Regions from separate parts of the Homo sapiens genome. Here region 1 is linked to region 2. A link is a loop called in an ENCODE intact Hi-C map of the cell type or tissue named here. Cell type or tissue: psoas muscle. All regions are shown on one strand. Each heading gives the region's core, and the rest is flanking DNA. Links, peaks and the distances in the headings are about the cores only.

Region 1 (2,906 bases), core at 168-2,667, 290 kb before region 2:
TTGTTTTTCCAAAAACCTTTCTGACATGGGGCAGTCCAGCCAGCTGGGAGGAAAAGGGGTCTCTCAGCCCAAGAATGATGATCAAGGCCTAGAAGTTTGGGTGGTGTGTTTTGTTTTGGGCCTTTAGAGAAAGGAATTGTTTCCTTTTCAGAGGATGTGGTCTAACCCTAAAGTTTACTTGACTGACTTAAACCAGGCCAGCGCCAGAGCAGGCAGGGTGCGTGTTCCCAAGACTTCGGGTCACTAGGCAGCTTCCAGGGTGGTGGGTCACTGGTCCAGTCAGCTCCTTTTCCTTCCTCTCCCTTTTGTGCTACTACTACCAAAATAATTTCCAAATAACCTTAAGTTCTGCTCTTTCTTGCATGTCTAGCAGATGCCAGCATGTCTTTTGGGTAGTACAGAGAGTGCTTAAAAAGTAGCAAAGTTGGCCGGACGTGGTGGCTCATGCCTGTAATCCCAGCACCCTGGGAGGCCAAGGTGGGTGGATCACCTGAGGTCTGGAGTTTGAGACCAGCCTGACCAACATGGAGAAACCCCATCTCTACTAAAAATACAAAATTAGATGGCCGTGGTGGTGCATGCCTGTAATCCCAGCTACGTGGGAGGCTGAGGCAGGACAATAGCTTGAATCCAAGGGCAGAGGCTGTGTTGAGCTGAGATCATGCCATTGCACTCCAGCTTGGGCAACAGGAGCAAAACTCCATCTCAAAAAAAAGTAGCAAAGTAGCATGCTTTGTCAGAATTATTAATAACAAGTTGTGGGCCATGTACAAGGTGGCACATTAGCATTCAATGTCACTTGTGTAGTAGTTAAGAGCAAGGATTCTTGGTTCAAATCCCACTTGCCACTAAGTAGCTATTAGAAACTTCTGTGCCTTGGTTTCCTTATCACTAAAATGGGGATAATAACTACCTTCTTAAAAGGCTGTTATAAAGATTAAACAAGTTAATAATTTTTAAAGTGCTTGGCACAGTTTATGGTACATAGTAAGTGCTCTGTGAATGCCTGTTAATTAAATAAGGCACTGTTTAATAATCTCAAAAGTCATGCCGGAAAGGTTTGCACACTGAAAGGGCATTTGAAATCAGCGCGCTCTGGGGAGAACAGCTTGGTTGGCTAAGGTTGATCCTACTTGCTAAAATACGGCTATGGACTGCCTAGAGGGTGTCACCTCCTTGAAAGGGGCTGCCCCCTGCTATGTTATGGCTGCCTCCAGGGCCCATTCACACCAGCTTTGTTTCCAAGCTGGACAGGGAGCTCCAGGCGTCTGGTCATTCCAGCCTCCCACCCCTTTCAGGAATCTCTGGGCCAAATCACTTCCAGATGGTGGTTGGGCCTCTGTGGAGTTCTCCCAGCAACGGCGGAGCCAGCATGCCAGTCGGCAGCCGCCTTCGTTCTTGGAGAGTCTGAGCTAAAGGAGGGCTTTGATTTGGAGCCAAATTGTGTCTCTTGGGTCCTGGTTTTGTGCTGTGAGGCAGGTACCATGGAGTGGGCTGCTGGCTTAGTTGAGGATGGCTGCCCTGCTCCTTAGGGGAGCAGATACCCAGGGCCTGGAGCCTTTAGGCCCTGCCTCCAGTAGCTCCATGGTCAGGGTGCCAGTCACCTTGCGTTTTCTTTTTCTTTTTTTTTGAGATGGAGTCTTGCTCTGTCGCCCAGGTTGGAGTGCAGTGGCGTGATCTCGGCTCACTGCAACCTCTGTCTCCCGGGGTCAAGCAATTCTCCTGCCTCAGCCTCCTGAGTAGCTGGGATTACAGGCGTGCGCCACTATGTCTGGCTAATTTTTGTATTTTTAGTAGAGATGGGGTTTCACCTTGTTGGTCAGGCTGGTCTCGAACTCCCAACCTCGTGATCCACCTGCCTCGGCCTCCCAAAGTGCTGGGATTACAGGCGTGAGCCACCGGACCCAGCCAACTTTGCTACATCAGTTTCCAGGTAGCATATCCTAGGCAAAACTGGATGTAGCCTAGTGATTCAGGGCCTCGGTCTGAAGCTAGACTGTCTGGATTCTAATCCGCACTCTGCCTGATACCAGCTGTGCAACTCTAGTCCACTGCTTTAACCTTTCTGTGCCTGCTTCCCTGTCTATAAAATGCAAGAGCAAAATAGTTGCTATCTTAGAGTTGCTGGGAGCATTATATTTGATGAGGTTAAGTTATAGCACAGTGTTGTCATTATCACTATGAATATTGTGCTTTTGGACCCAAGTCCAGGACTTTGTCTTGTCTTCTGTCTATTCTCTGGCCAGTCCAGATATTTTTGGAATCCTATTGCTGTCATCTGGTGTGTTAGCTGTTCCCTTTCTCCAAGTTCAGAACGTCTGATGAAGATGTCTCCCAAGATCCTTTCTTCCTTTCCTCATTCAACAAATATATGAAAGCCCATCTCTGAACCAGGCCCTGTGCTGGGTGCTAGGACAACAGGAATGAGAGGATCATGTCCTTTGCTTGCCTCAGATACTGCTCAGAGGAGAAGAGACAAGCAAGCAGGGAGAGCCATGCAGAGGAGAGCTGCTCAAACCTTCAGGCCCATGCTCATCACCTGGGGACTTTGTTAAAAATGCAGGTCTGATTGAGTAGGTGCTGGGGTGTAGGCTGGGATTCTGCGTTTCCAGTCAGCTTCAGATCCTGCTGTCTGTGCACCGTGCTGTAAGTAGCAAGGATCTAGGTGCCAAGCCCTCTGAAAAGGAGGAGCACCTGCCCCTAGGCTGGGTATGGGTAATCTAGAAGGTTCCCTGGAGGAAGGGACCTTTCAGCTAAGACCTAAAGCGTGACTAGAATTAGGCAGGCAAACAGACATTTACACAGGAGCAGACGAGTGTGTCAGTTTAGAGGTCTTGATGCTCAGGTCAGAGGGGCAGTGGAGGGGTGGGCAGGGCTGGTTTACCAAGGGCTTTCTGAAACTGGAG
Region 2 (2,906 bases), core at 368-2,867:
CCATGCAATGTATGTGTAGCCACAGTAAGTGGGACAAAAGCTGTAAGCCTCACCTTAGTTCAGATTAAGCATTGGCGCTGGATGAAGATACTTGGTTTCCAGTTGTTTTTTTTTTTTAGGATTTCAGATAAGGGATGGGAGCCTGCTTTCTAGGTCCGGCTCTCCTGCCTTGGGGGTGGGCTGAGGAGGCATTTTTTTCTTCCAGCATGGAAGGCGCAGCATATAGATAGGTCCATAGATCCCTCTTGTGCCTAACTATGTAAGTAGCAGGTCCTGATTTTTATTTAATAATTATTAGTGTTACCAAAATGATGCTCTGTCACTTTAAAAGAAATCAAACAAAAAGATTGCTTAAAAAAGGAGAGTCTCCTACACCCTCTGCACAGCCCCACCCTTCCCCCATCAGTCAGTCCATTGGGGTTTCTGTGCATTTGCACACATACATACGGGTAAGCAGTGTAAAACTGGTTGGCTTTGTGGATTTTTTTTTTATAACACAATTGGGGCTATGCTAGACATTACTGTTGCCCACTCCTCCTGCTCTTTTCCCTGGAGCTCTTCTAGGTCCAAACCCACAGAGCCCTCAGGTTCCTATAACAGGGATGCAGAGTCCTCCAGAGAAAACGGGGTACAAATCTCTTTGTAAGGACCTCTTTGAACCCCCAGGAGAAGGTCTCTGAATTTGAAGAAAGGATTTAAGGCCCCTCCAGAAACGGGCTGCTTTATTACAGGGTCGTTATCCCCTCCCCAAAATCTCCCTTCCTGGGGCCCTGGAGCCATTTTTTTAGGAGGGAGATTTCTAAGATCACTTCCAAGGAAAGTTTCCTCCGTCATTTAAATACAGTTCAGAAATGCTGGGTGAGACAAAGTTAAACAGCATGGCTCCAGCTATAACCCCCAGACAAGCAGGGGAATGACTGAAGGAGAAAAGATGTCCTCCAGTAGCTGCTGGCAGAGGGGTGGGTGCTGGGGCAGGGGACCAGGCTGTCTTGCTGTTCCCTGGGTGATGGGGGTGGTTTTGATGGTCTAGGAAAGGGCTTTTAGTCTTTTTTACCATTGTCTGGTGCACTGCCCCCAGAGTTCCTGCCCGAAACGGGTGTGCTTATGTCCTTCCCAGGTCCCCTTTACTGACTGCTGCATCCACCCCCCACCTGCTGGGTTGGCTGCCCAGTTGAGCCACCCTCAGATGACTGGAGGTGCCTGCGAAGCTATACCTTTTCTCCTCTTATGTCCAAGTGTTGCCAGATAAAATACAGGATGCCCAGTTAAATGTTAATTTCAGATAAACAACAAATACATTTTTAGTATAAAGATGTCCCACTCATTGTTTATCTGAAACTCAAATTTAACTGGGAATTCTGTATTTTTGCTTGTTTTTGCAGAGAAAAAACAAACAAGATAGGTGTGGTCCACAGCTCCCTCTTGTGCCTAACTACGTAAGTAGCAGGTCCTGATTTTTTATTTAATAATTATTAGTGTTACCAAAATGATGCTGTCACTTTAAAAGAAATCAAACAGCCGGGCACGGTGGCTCACACCTGATCCCAGCACTTTGGGAGGCCGAGGCAGGCAGATCATCTGAGGTCGGGAGTTAAAGACCAGCCTGACCAACATGGAGAAACCCTGTCTCTACTAAAAATGCAAAATTAGGCCAGGCGCAGTGGCTCACTCCTGTAATCCCAGCACTTTGGGAGGCCGAGGCAGGCAGGTCATCTGAGGTTGGGAGTTAAAGACCAGCCTGACCAACATGGAGAAACCCTGTCTCTACTAAAAATGCAAAATTAGCCAGGCGTGGTGGCGCATGCCTGTAATCCCAGCTACTCTGGAGGCTGAGGCAGGAGAATTGCTTGAACCCAGGAGGTGGAGGTGGAGGTGAGCAGAGATCGGGCCATTGCACTCCAGTCTGGGCAACAAGAGCGAAACTCCGACTCAAACAAAACAAAACAAAACGAAAAACAAAAAACAAATTAGCCCCGTGTGATGGTGCATGCCTGTAATCCCAGTTACTTGGGAGGCTGAGGCAGGAGAATAGCTTGAACCTGGGAGACAGAAGTTGCAGTGAGCTGAGATTGTGCCATTGCACTCCAGCCTGGGCAACAAGAACAAAACTCTGTCTCAAAAAAAAAAATCAAACAAAAAGATTGCTGAAAAAATGAAAGTCTCTTACACCCTCTGCACAGCCCCACCCTTCCCCCATCAGTCAGTCCACTGGGATTTCTGTGCATTTGCACACATACATACGGGTAAGAACTCCTGGGTTCAAGCAATCCTCCTGCCTCAGCCTCCAAAAGCACTGTGATTACAGACATGAGCCGCCGTGCCTGGCCTATCCTATATTTTTATTTGCTAAATCTGGCAACCCTATAGGTAGCAGCCAATGACACCTATAGAAGGCTTGGCCCCCTTGCCTCAAAGCCTAGAAGCTTCCTTAGTATCATTTATGCTCCAGGACTCCCCATGGGATCCAGCTGAGGCTAGACTCAGCTGAATCTGTTACTGAAACACCAAGTGTTGCTTCTAGGTCCTGCTGCTCACCAAAGAGAAAGCTAATCACTGAAACAATGAATATTGCCAGGGAAGAAGGCTTTCTTTGAGAGCTGCTGCTGTGGACATGGGAGATCAGTCTCAAATCCATCTCCCTGACTGACTAAAATTAGGAGTTTATACAGCAGAAATATAACAAATGCAGGAAAACAGGAATCAGGGAAGGATAAGGAAGGGGAGTTGGTCAACAGAAAGCAGGTCGTGGGAGACAGGCAGTCATGAAGGGTGAAGGGTCTGGACTGTCATTGTCCAAATGCAGTGATCTGGTGAGTTTCAGCTCCTTGATACTACCTGGGAAGCCTCATGGTTGGTTTACTGAGAAAGGAACTCAGATAAGACAAATGTAACTTCTCAAATTTTAA

The links. A loop is a pair of places that touch in the nucleus more often than their neighbours do. Peaks named below come from ENCODE experiments on the same cell type or tissue, not always from the same donor. Only the 100,000 strongest peaks of a DNase experiment are listed, where the experiment ranks them.
Region 1: a loop joins it to region 2, with 2.7 times the contacts of the local background. A loop is called at or near these places in 33 of 110 quality-filtered maps.

The regions. Positions count from the first base shown.
Region 1 is chr3:58,013,117-58,016,022 of GRCh38, forward strand. The region is part of intron 1 of FLNB (filamin B); the gene reads left to right. Among named protein-coding and RNA genes, the nearest start is that of FLNB, 6.1 kb to the left of the region's middle. RefSeq lists enhancers at 474-974, 1,001-1,514, 1,515-2,027, 2,028-2,541. In psoas muscle, for the core only: no CTCF peak of the experiment used is centred there; a DNase peak (open chromatin) is centred at 1,305.
Region 2 is chr3:58,298,885-58,301,790 of GRCh38, forward strand. No RefSeq gene overlaps it. Among named protein-coding and RNA genes, the nearest start is that of RPP14, 5.9 kb to the right of the region's middle. In psoas muscle, for the core only: a CTCF peak has its summit at 1,426 (motif pointing left); no DNase peak of the experiment used is centred there.